3 separate regions of the Homo sapiens genome follow, and all the other regions are linked to region 1. A link is a loop called in an ENCODE intact Hi-C map of the cell type or tissue named here. Cell type or tissue: Caco-2. All regions are shown on one strand. Each heading gives the region's core, and the rest is flanking DNA. Links, peaks and the distances in the headings are about the cores only.

The links. Hi-C counts contacts between places; a loop is a spot of excess contacts. Peaks named below come from ENCODE experiments on the same cell type or tissue, not always from the same donor. Only the 100,000 strongest peaks of a DNase experiment are listed, where the experiment ranks them.
Region 2: it touches region 1 in a loop (2.0-fold over the local background); 1 of 110 quality-filtered maps calls a loop at or near these places.
Region 3: a loop joins it to region 1, with 2.8 times the contacts of the local background. A loop is called at or near these places in 6 of 110 quality-filtered maps.

The regions. Positions count from the first base shown.
Region 1 is chr9:20,195,966-20,201,958 of GRCh38, forward strand. It overlaps a transcript of SLC24A2 not described here. Among named protein-coding and RNA genes, the nearest start is that of MIR4473, 210 kb to the right of the region's middle. RefSeq lists a silencer at 2,186-2,480. In Caco-2, for the core only: no CTCF peak of the experiment used is centred there; a DNase peak (open chromatin) is centred at 2,546.
Region 2 is chr9:20,027,247-20,029,746 of GRCh38, forward strand. It overlaps a transcript of SLC24A2 not described here. Among named protein-coding and RNA genes, the nearest start is that of SLC24A2, 240 kb to the left of the region's middle. In Caco-2, for the core only: no CTCF peak of the experiment used is centred there; a DNase peak (open chromatin) is centred at 1,465.
Region 3 is chr9:19,925,081-19,927,580 of GRCh38, forward strand. It overlaps a transcript of SLC24A2 not described here. Among named protein-coding and RNA genes, the nearest start is that of SLC24A2, 140 kb to the left of the region's middle. RefSeq lists enhancers at 1,071-1,365, 1,291-1,400. In Caco-2, for the core only: a CTCF peak has its summit at 1,095 (motif pointing right); a DNase peak (open chromatin) is centred at 1,121; H3K4me3 peaks cover 240 bases.

The DNA.
Region 1 (5,993 bases), core at 1,458-3,957:
CAAATAATAAAAGAAGAAATACCAAAGGTCAATAAACATACAATATCTGTTTAATAGCATTAAGCGAATATAATATAAATATAATTTGATATAAACGTTCATCTATGACAAAGCTTGACCAAACTCTATACTTATGATAGTGTGAAAAAGAAGGGCTACCATGAACAGTTAATGGAAGTAATGCATTTGAACTTGCTGGAACACTATTTGACAATATGTATAAAAAATCAATGTAATCTTTGAATCTGAAATCCATCTTTTTACAGTTTACCTTAGGGAGATACCTGCCTAGCTGTGAAAAGAAATAAGTAGAAGGCTTTCACTGCAGCATTATTAATAGTAATGAAGTGAAGTGAAATGCCCCGCAGCCCCCAAGGCTGGTGACTGTCTCCACAGGACTGCACTTGCATTTTCTAACTAGTGAGTTTCAAAATAATGCCACATAGGCTGGATATTTTGCTGGCCCAACATATGTAATTGATTTTTTTAAATGTGAATTTATCGCCTTTATTTAAAAATCAGTGGATTCCACTTTAAAATCGGGATTTAGGACTTATCTAGAAAAATCAGATTCAGTGGCTCTGAGCCATTTATATTTTCTCATAATAACAATCAGCTAGAATTAAATATAAACTCCCCTACAGTTTGCCATTTTCTTATGTCAGGCCTAGCTAATACACCACTTTAGTTTATAGTGCATAGGATAATAATTCATTACATTCTGCCAAGGAGGCCTGCAAAGGATTTGCATTTTCCCACCTTTTAAAATAACTTTATTTTCCTAATTATAAAAGTAAAGCAAGCTCACTGTGGAAAAGTTGAAAACATGAAAATGCATAAAAAAACAAATAATAGTAACATCATCCCCTCCTAAAAACAACACTTGTGGAATTGGCATATATATTCTTTCAATTCCTTTGTCCATGCATATATGCCTTGTATAAAGTAGAAATCATGCTTATATTCTGATATTTTCTAGCATTATATAAACAAGGCATTGCATAATTTTCATTTTTAATGACTACATAACATTCCATTATATGGATGTAACATAATTTACACAGCCCTTCTTCTAATGTTGAACATTGGATTAGGTTGTCTCTGTTTTATGTGATGGGGGGATTCTTTTTGTTTTATTGCAGTAAATAGTAAATAATACTGGAATGAAGATCTCATACTATAGTTTAGAATTTCTATATTACTTGGATAAGAGATTTCTAGAAATGAAATTTCAGAATGAAAGTATATGAGCATTTTTAAGTTCCTTTATATAGAGAGGATTGCCAAATTGTTTTCCAAACTTAGTTGGATCAATGTATATTCTCACAATAGGAAAAGAGTCCCCTTCCTAAATGTATATGTTTTCCCATAGACATAAATAGTTTAGGGCCATTTTCACCATTGTAGTTTCTAAAGCCCATTTAATTCTGCTAATTGGGATGATGTATTTTCTCTCTCTCTCTTTTTTTTTTTTTTTTTTTTTTGAGACTGGGTCTCACTCTGTTACCCAGGCTAGAATGCAGTGGCACAATCACAGCTCACTGCAGCCTTGACCTCCCAGGCTAAGGTGATACTCCCAGCTCACCCTCCCGAGTAGCTGACACTACAGGCATGCACCACCATGCCCAGCTAATTTTTGTATTTTTTAGAGAGACAGGGTTTTACCGTGTTGGCCAAGCTGGTCTTGAACTCCTGGCCTCAAGTGATCTGCCCACCTTGGCCTCCCAAAGTTCTGGGATTACAGGCATGAGCCGAGCCAGGCCATAATTGGGGTGATTTTTCATATCGACAATAACATTACCTTTGTCAGTGAGGACATAAACAAACCAAAAGCCAGACCATCAAACAAACACAAGCAGGATTGGTTCAAAGAGACCAATATCATTTCTCAGGTTAGACCAACAGTCACTCATGAATGTAAAGGTGAAAAATGAAAAGGTACCTGAAACACTAACCCTGACATCACTGTCCCTGCAAATCCTTATTGCACAAAGACGAGAGGGCTATCTCCCAAGAAAAAGATGCTGAAGATTTCCCTTCCCCTTGGCTGCATCAAACAGAGTAAAAGGTGGTTACAAAACACCCCACTTGTAAAGGCGGTCATTTCCAGATGTTGTAGCCCCAGGTACCAAGGCTCCACACCAGATGTGATCCCCAGGGATTGAGGGGGTGAGAGAGCTTGGAGCACACAGCTGCAGATGATGAGGTCATCAGCACAATTTGGGGAAAGGATGAGTTCACTCGGGAAAGGGGGAAAAAAGCATGTCACTTTTCTTTTTTCTTGTTTGAAGTCACTAAGCTTCAGGGTTCAGGAGTGAATTGTTGCTCTGACTTTATTCTTTGGAGGCGGGTGGCTGCCTGCCAGAGGCAGCTGCACACAGGTCATTTGCATTGCATGCAGTCTCTGGTTTTAGAGGGAAGCTCTTCCTTTCCTTAGATCATCTGCTTCTTTAGAGTCAGAGCCACTGCCTCACACAGACTGTATTCGCCCTTTAATCTTTTCCCTACCCCTCCCTTTCCCTGACTTACTCCGTGCAGTTTAACAAGCTTCCCAGACAGGTCCAGCAGGCTCATCCCAATAGCTTTGAAAGCCAGCTGGCGGACAAAGGAGGAATTATTTCATATACTCATGGCTGGGTGGGTGTTGGGGAGAGGCAATTTGTGGAACACATGGGGTCCCCTCGCATCTCTCTCTCTCTCTCTCACTCTCTCTCTCTCTCCACCCCCACCCCCTTCTCTCTCCCCAAGCCATCCACCCCGAGGTGCCAATACCTAGATACTTAGTAGCCTGGGTTTCGGCTGGGTCTGACCTTCTGAAGCACAGTTAAGATTGCTAAACTTCCAACTGGCTCTGGCAAACCTGGTTGTGCCATGAGAAATCAGTTTCTCAGAAAGAGGAGCAAATTCTCTTTTGTGTATGGGCACATTCTTGGAGTTTCACCAAGGTGATGCCGAGGCTAAAAGGGGTGTGGATCAGGCTGTCCAATGTGGGGAAACTTGCTTTTAGTTAAATGAGGCACCTCTTTTTTTTGGATGGTGCAGGAAAAATAGAAAAGAAACAGAAGGTAGACTAGGTAGGGGACAAGGATGTATGGACCTTTTTCTACAGAGAAAAAGTTGTTTCTAACCAGCCTATTGCTTATTAACTAACAAGAATGTTTCAGGTGTCATTTTATTTTATTTTTTTTCTCTCTCCAGTTAGGGATGATTTCAGCCATTACTTTAGAAATGATACCAAATGGAGAGCAAGTGGTCCATTTCAACTTCATCTGTGAAACTCAGGCGGGATAGAGTCCAGTCTGAGTCTAGGAACCAATAAAAAGAACAATTAGAGAGGTGTATTAGTCACTGTTGAGCACCTATGTGCTGAGACAGGCACTGTATATTACTAAACCCAAAGATGTTCTTCCCATCCTCAGAGAGCCTAGCAATCAATAAAGCAGAGAGCGGCTTAATAATATCAGATGGACTTTGCTTCTTAACCATTGGCATCTGGGGGGTGTCCTAATTCTTATTACTAATGTTGCTATGAGGCATCTTGAGAGTGTTTTAAATTTTTAATCCTTTTAGAGTGGGAGAATCTCTATTAACTAGAATTCAAATAGCAGGATTTTCAATATTTTTCAATTCACTTTGAGAATAAAGAAAAAAGGAGAAAAAAGTAACAATAGGTTTTTTAAAATAATGTTTCAAGAGCTATCACAATCTCCCAAGCATTCTGATATTCTGATATCTGGGTTTCTTTCTTTTTTCTTTCTTTTTTTTTTTTTTCTGACAGAATCTTGCTCTGTTGCCCAAGCTGGAGTGCAATGGCGTGATCTCAGCTCACTGCAACCTCTGCCTCCCAGGTTCAAGTGATTCACGTGCCTCAGCCTCCTGAGGAGCTGGGATTACAGGCACCCACCATTATGCCTGGCTAATTTTTTTTTTTTTTTTTTGTATTTTTATAGAGACAGGGTTTCACGATGTTGGCCAGGCTGGTCTTGAACTCCTGACCTCAGGTGATCCGCCCATCTCGGCCTCCCAAAGTGCTGGGACTACAGGCGTGAGACACCGCGACCAGCTGATATCTGGTTTTCATAATGAATATAGTCAGATCCTTCAAATAAGAAACAAAAATACTTTTCCTTACCAACCATTTATACTAGATACCGGTTAACACTGACACATACCTTATTGTGTTTAATCTTCATAATAACCTTAAAAATATAGATATTATCTCCATTCCACAGAGTAGCCTCTGGCTCCACACATTTCAAATCTGGTTTCTCCTCCACTGCCCACATATTTCCAGTGCCAAACACTGCGGGACACTTTCATGTGGAGATATTGGGAGTCAACTTCTGGCTCTGCCTCTTTCTGTGTACCTTGCCAGGTGGGTCAGTACACTGAGCTGTAGGCATGGACCAAGAAACCATTCCTATACTGATGGCCAGCAGTAAAGCCAGTAAAGCAGCATATGGATGAGACTTTGATTCTCACAAATTTATCCCGCTAAACCCACACTAAATGTATCTCTAACTCAACTGCCTTGGATCACTCCAACTCCGTGTAACGGAAAGGGAAATCGAACAGAGGGAAAGTAGAAATAGAGAAAGCAGTCAACTCATTGGGCTTAAAACACCCTACTTTTATAAATTTTGCAACAAAAATACAAACATGGGGACACATTGCTAGCATCCTTCTTGGGGGTCTCAAAAGAGGCCTAGAAGCTTCAGCTTTATTAGCTTCATGGTAAATTGGCCTCTGCCCAGGGACGCTGCCATTGTCCAAAGCATTTGGCATTGACTTCAGAGCTTACTTCATGCATGTCTGAATAGCCTCATTGGTAGCTGTAAGGGTTGATTGGATTTTTGGAAGCAACCAAAGCTTTTGGACCGTAGTGTTATGGTTCAGGTAATTGGTCAAGCTGTGGAGTCCTATTTGGAGGTCACAAGTGTGGTAGTTTTGTTCTGTAGCTCATTATATTTGAGAACAGTTCTCTAAAACAGGGGTTTTACCCTGCAAATCACAAAATACAGCCCAGGATTATTCCAAGGTCCTTTAACAAAGAAGTGGCAGAGTCCAGTTTGCATCTCCCAGTACCCAAAGTCCAGACTGTAACTCAGCCAGTTGTCTGTCTCCTTCAAGTACACAGAGTGGGACACAGAGCTGGAATGTCTCTTGGCTGCATGCTCCAGACACTGGGGATTTGCTTATCCTCACAGCTAATAGCTATCATGAGCTCTGTCTTTGGGAAAGGGTTTTGTTTTGCCCCAAACTTCATCCCATGGCTTTAATCCCACTGCATTTGTCATCTTCAGCCTCACTGAATACAGAGAAAGGGAGGCTTCAACCAGCTTGCCAGGGAGGTAAATAGGTTTAAACTTCACCACAGATGGCCTCATCTCACGGTGCCAGATTTTTATCAACAACTGGTGTGGCTACTGACATGGCAAAAAACCACAGCTAGACCTGGCTCCTGTCCACTTCTGTGATAACAGAGACCAAGAGGGGATAGAAGAGACAGTAACAGCTCGACAATTTGAGATAGAGAAGGGAAAAGAAAGAAAGTGAGAGATTGAGGAAGAAAAGAGAGCTGTCATGTTACAACCTGGAAGAGGTGACTTAATAGAATAGGTATAGAAATGAAAGCATATTGAATTTGTCTGATTTACTTATTTAATGCCTGCCTCATTCCACAAAGAGTCCTTTTATTTTTATTTTTAATTAGCCCTTTTATTTTTAATTAGGGTTTTATCAAGATGGAAACAGTTTTTTAAAAATTCTCTGCTTTGAGTTTAGAGAGAGGAGAAAAGTAACATTTTTAAATTGTTCATTATTTCGAAATTTCATTCCGTCTCCCTGTGCAGTCAGCTGCCACTTTCCCACCATTTTCAACTTCTTTTCCTCAAAAACGTGGCAATTAGGGTGAGTATGTATTTGTCATTGCTGTACAGCCACACATCAGCAGTTGACTGGAAGAGTAAGAAAAATAGAGAGGGAATTGTAGA
Region 2 (2,500 bases), core at 1-2,500, 170 kb before region 1:
TCCCCAATATTAAAAATAGAACTACCATATGATCCAGCAATCCCACTACTATGTATACATTTAAAGGAAATGCAATCACTACGTCAAAAAGATATCTACATTCCCATGTTTACTGCAGCATTATTCACAATAGCCAAAATATGAAATCAATCTTAGTGTCAATCAACAGATGAGTGGATAAAGAAAATGTGGCCTATATACACAATGAAATACTATTTAACCACAAAAAGGAATGAAATCCTGCTGTTTGTGACAATATTGATGAACGTAGAGGACATTACGTTAAGTAAAATAAGCCAAATCCAGAAAGATAAATACTGCATGATCTTCCTCATGTGAAATCTAAAAATGTTGATCTCATAGAAGTAGAGAGCAGAATGGTGGTTATTAGAGGCTGAGGTTTTTGAAGGGAAGGAGGGATGGGGAGGTGTTTGTCAAGGGATATATGAATTCAATTAGACAGGAGGGATAAATTTTAAGATCTATTTCATAGCAAAGTGACTACAGATAATGACAATATATGGTATTCTTGAAAATATGCTCTCACCACAGAAATGATAACTATGTGAGGTAATATATTTGTTGATTGGTTTGATATAACCACTACTCAATGTATATATACTTCAAAACATAATGCTTTACATGATAAAAACATACAATGTCAATTTTTTTTTAAATGGGCTTTAGGCCAATTCAGTGATACAATAAGTAAAGAAGCCTGCAGTTGGTTGTCGTTAAATAAGAGAATGTGAATGATCTCATGTTTAGGAAGCCAGAACCATCCATGGTGTGCAGGGAAGCTGTGCAGGGGAGACCCCTGGAATACATTTTGGACTCTGATACCATTGTAATGATGAGTAGCAAAGCAGTTGCTTAAGGAAGCAGAAAAGAAGGGATTCCTGCCAGCTGGTATTCAATTCTACCTGCCCATCCCTTCCAAGGTAACATCATAGAAGGCTTTGGGGTTTGATAGACTTTGGGGTACAGCCCTCATTTCCCCCACCTGCAACACACAAGGGGATTTTACCAGCCTAAGCTTTGCTTGTCTCCTCTGTTACATTAAGGATGGTAATGCATTAGCACTGATGGTTCAGCCAGCACTCTGCTGCATAAGAGGGGTTCAATACTTTTAACCTTCCTTCCTCCTCATTTCCTGTGAATAGTTTTACATTGTTCAGGCTATTTATTTTTTGCTCAAACACCTCCTAAATTTCCATCTGTCTAAAAATGGGGGCAGGAAAGTGCCCAAAGTCTCATCAGTCCTGCCTGCTCTCACCCTGCCACTCCCTTCCCTAATTGACATCCATGGGTTCCAAAGGACCCAAATGGCTCCCCACCCTGCCCTCACTTCTTCCGCCTTCCATAGAAACGTGCCATTCTGCTCGGGCTTCTGCCCCCGCCTTGCAGAGCCCATCAGGCTTACTAGAAAGCTCCCCAAAGGGCAATAAAAATTTTTGTCAATCTCAGGCCCACCTGCGGCATCTCTTGAGTACACATCCCCCTGTCTGTCCTCCTCCTTTGATTCCGGGCTTTGTAAATCTTTTACCACATGTTGTCAAAAGCCTGGCAGATCCCCCAAATCCTTCCCTGATAACACTCATTCTCTTTAAACAACCTGGCAGTACTTCTAAGTGAGAAAAAGCCCTAAAATAAAATACACCGTGTTTAGTCTCTAAGGTCATTTCCTGGCTTTGTCCAGCCGTTTCTGTTTCCTCTAACTAATCACCAAGCGACAGTCCTGGATTTATTGTGGAGGCTACTTGAAAGTTTGGGTGAACCTCTCAAGCCAGACTACACACACCCTCCATCACCCTTCCTCCCACTTCCCAGCAATTTCTCACTCACTGTGATTTAGTGTAGGGGCTTGAGGTGCAACTGTGACCACAGCTACATCTTCGTCACCAAAGCTATTTGGAAGGCAAAGGGGCCAAACCAGCATGGTCTACACAGCTGAGCACTGTGGTTATGATACAGCCCGTGAGTCCATGCCTGGCTGGGGGACAGCAGCCTTCCACGTCCCAGGCAGTAAGTGGCAGGAGAGCTGTGTGTCACCCTTGGCATGCTCATCATTAATTTCCAACTTTCAGTAGGTGCTCTCTAATAATGACACCTAATGTTTTAAAAGGATTTTCATGGGCAAGGTGAATTGCTTTACTTCATTTACTATCACAACAACCATGTGAGGTAAGAACTCTTCATAAAGAATTTTTAGAAACACCACAGTTCCAACCTCAGTCCATCTGACTGCAGCATCCATGCTCTTATGGGTCTCTGTTGGGCTGTGATATTCTCACCCCACAGTACTGATCCAAAGGTTGGATACTGCCTGATCTCAATGGAAAACAACCATAGTCAAACACACCTATACTTGTGAAATGTCAGGCAGTTTTTGAGATACTACATAGATTATTGCATTTAACCCTCACAACAACCCAAGAAATGGTTATGTTTATGAGTTCCATTTTACAAAGGTGGAAATGGGATTCCATGTTAGAAGCAG
Region 3 (2,500 bases), core at 1-2,500, 270 kb before region 1:
CCTTACATAAGGGAGCCTACATTATCACTCCCAGAATAACTGGTGACCCCACAGACCTGCACAGATGTGCTGTAGAACAAACAAACATCAGACGTTCTCTATAAGGACAGGTCTAGGCTGCACCTTTATCTATATCCAGTCAAAGATATATAGATTTATAGTGACCCAGAAAAGAATGCAGAGGAACCTGGAGAAAGCACCCTGCTGCTTAGATCTACAAATTTTGTTCATCTCATATATATAGGCACAGACAAAAAGGAATGTTGACAGGCTGTATTTACTTGATCTTTTTGTCATCTCTTAGAATCTAATACATGTGAAAATTTTGGCATAGGTAAGCACAATTACTTGTGGTAGACATATATATTTGTGAAGCTGTAACTCCTTGTGTATATATGTTTTATTCTTTACACATTAGTTCTTGCTGCCAAAAAGCTCTACATTTTATAATTCAATCAGCCAACACCTGTACCAAGATTTGGTCACTGGGAACTTCAAATATTTCGTATTTGAGAATGGGGAAAGAAAATCTGCAGAAAAAAAAATTGACCAGAACCTGCGTCATGTATTTTTCACAGGAAAGCTAATTATTAGAGGAGGATAAAAACCTGAGGTTCCCTGACTAGGGAGTGGAGTCTAGACAAGGGATCTGATGTGACAGGGTTCCTTCTCTATCCTCTTCAAAATGTAAGGAATGTTTGGCTTCTGGATTGTGTCAGAAAATAGAAGTAACAAATAGTCTTTATTCATAAAAAACTGGCTTTTCCTGACAGAGATTTTAATCGTGTGCTACACACGTGAATCCTTTTTAAAGAAATTGCTAGGGGCTGGGGAATTTCCAAGCCAACCTCCATTAACCTGCAGATTGAGCAAGACACACATCTGTTCTTTAATTGCACAGTATTTCGAATCAAAACAAACAAGCCCTTCCACAGAAAAGGGCCTGTTTTCCTGGTGATGGTTTTGGCTCGAGTTACCCTTTGTGTTGAGTATGTCTACTCTTCAGGCCATAAGGTAGCGATCTCACCGACACCTCCCTGTGTCACGATTCCCCTTAGTAGTCTGTGCTGCAGTCACTAAGCATGACCACTAGATGGCGGGAGAGGACTGAGTTGAGGTTATGGCGGCGGCTCCTTTCTCCCTGCAGGGTGGGAGGAACGCTGTTGTCTCTTTTTCTTCCTGCCCCTTTGTTTGACTTCACCATTCTCTGTTTCCTTTTCGCTCCGCTGTAGTTACGTGACTCACCTTTCATTCAGTACCTCCCTTCAAGGAAAGCCCTGTCTCCTGTCCTTGGACTGGGATCACACAGAGTTCTTGGGATGACCCTGGCTCTCCCGCGCCAGCCGCTCTGCTGCCAAGCGCAAGCATTCGCTCCCAGATGCTTCGCCCAGTTCTTTGCAAATGTCATCCAATCAGTGTCCAGGTGTTCACGGCTCATCACTGGCTTACTGCTCTGGTCTACATAGCTTGGGACATTGCTGTTTATGCAGGTATAAAAAAAAAAAAAGAAAAACAAAAGAAAGAAGGAACGGCAGCATCACAGAATGTGAATCAGAATATTAGTCTGTGGTACTGGGAGAGAAAAAGAAGATTCCCCAGAGAGGATGAAGACCAAACAGACTGCAGACCTGCCATCTCTCTACACTGCACTTGGATTGGCCATTTGCTGTATGCACCCGGGAAAAAAATTCAGAGGACCATGCTGTTGTGATAGCTGACCTAAAGACATTCTGGAGAGCACATGAGTTTGATTTTTACAAATGACTTAATAATCTGGGGGACCAAGCCAGGGCTGCAGAGTCTGGAAGAGCCCCCGCCAGCGGTGAGCAGAGGAGGAGGAGACCCAGAGTCAGGGGTGGTAGAGGAACGGGGTTTCCCAGGCCTCTTTTCACAGCAATTAGAGGTCTGTGTTCTCCTTGAGGCAGGGGCGTAACTCCCACAAGTGTTAATGAGATTTAACGAAGAGAAAGGGAGACTCCAGAGCTGCATTTCCAGTCGGGGCTTCCACAGCAGCAGAAGAGGACAGAGTTCTGCTGCTTCCAGCCGGACCTGGCAGAGAGTCCTGGAAGCCTGGACCTTAGCATGTTACCTTCATCAGCAATTCCACACTCCAGCCGGCATCGTAAGTCCCCAACCTGTGGTCGCCTAGCCCCTTCTACGAACCTTGTGAAGAGAAGCTGCCTGTGCCTTGGGCTAGAAAGTTCTCTCGCACTCTATCCAGTGCTTAAGCTCGCCTGCCTAGGTTTACATCCCAGCTCTGCTGAGTTTCCAGCTAAGCCTAGTTTCCTCCTCCAAAAAATGGAGATAATAAATGGCACCTACTTCACTTGCGGATCTAATGAAAGTCAAGAGCTTAGCACAATGTTTGACCATATAAAGTACCTCTGAGTGATGATGATGATGAATTTGGGCCTAGAATTGACATCTTAGTCATATGAGGCAGAACCTAGTTCTAAGGAAACACACCTCAGTGCCATGATAGAAACATTTCATCATGAAA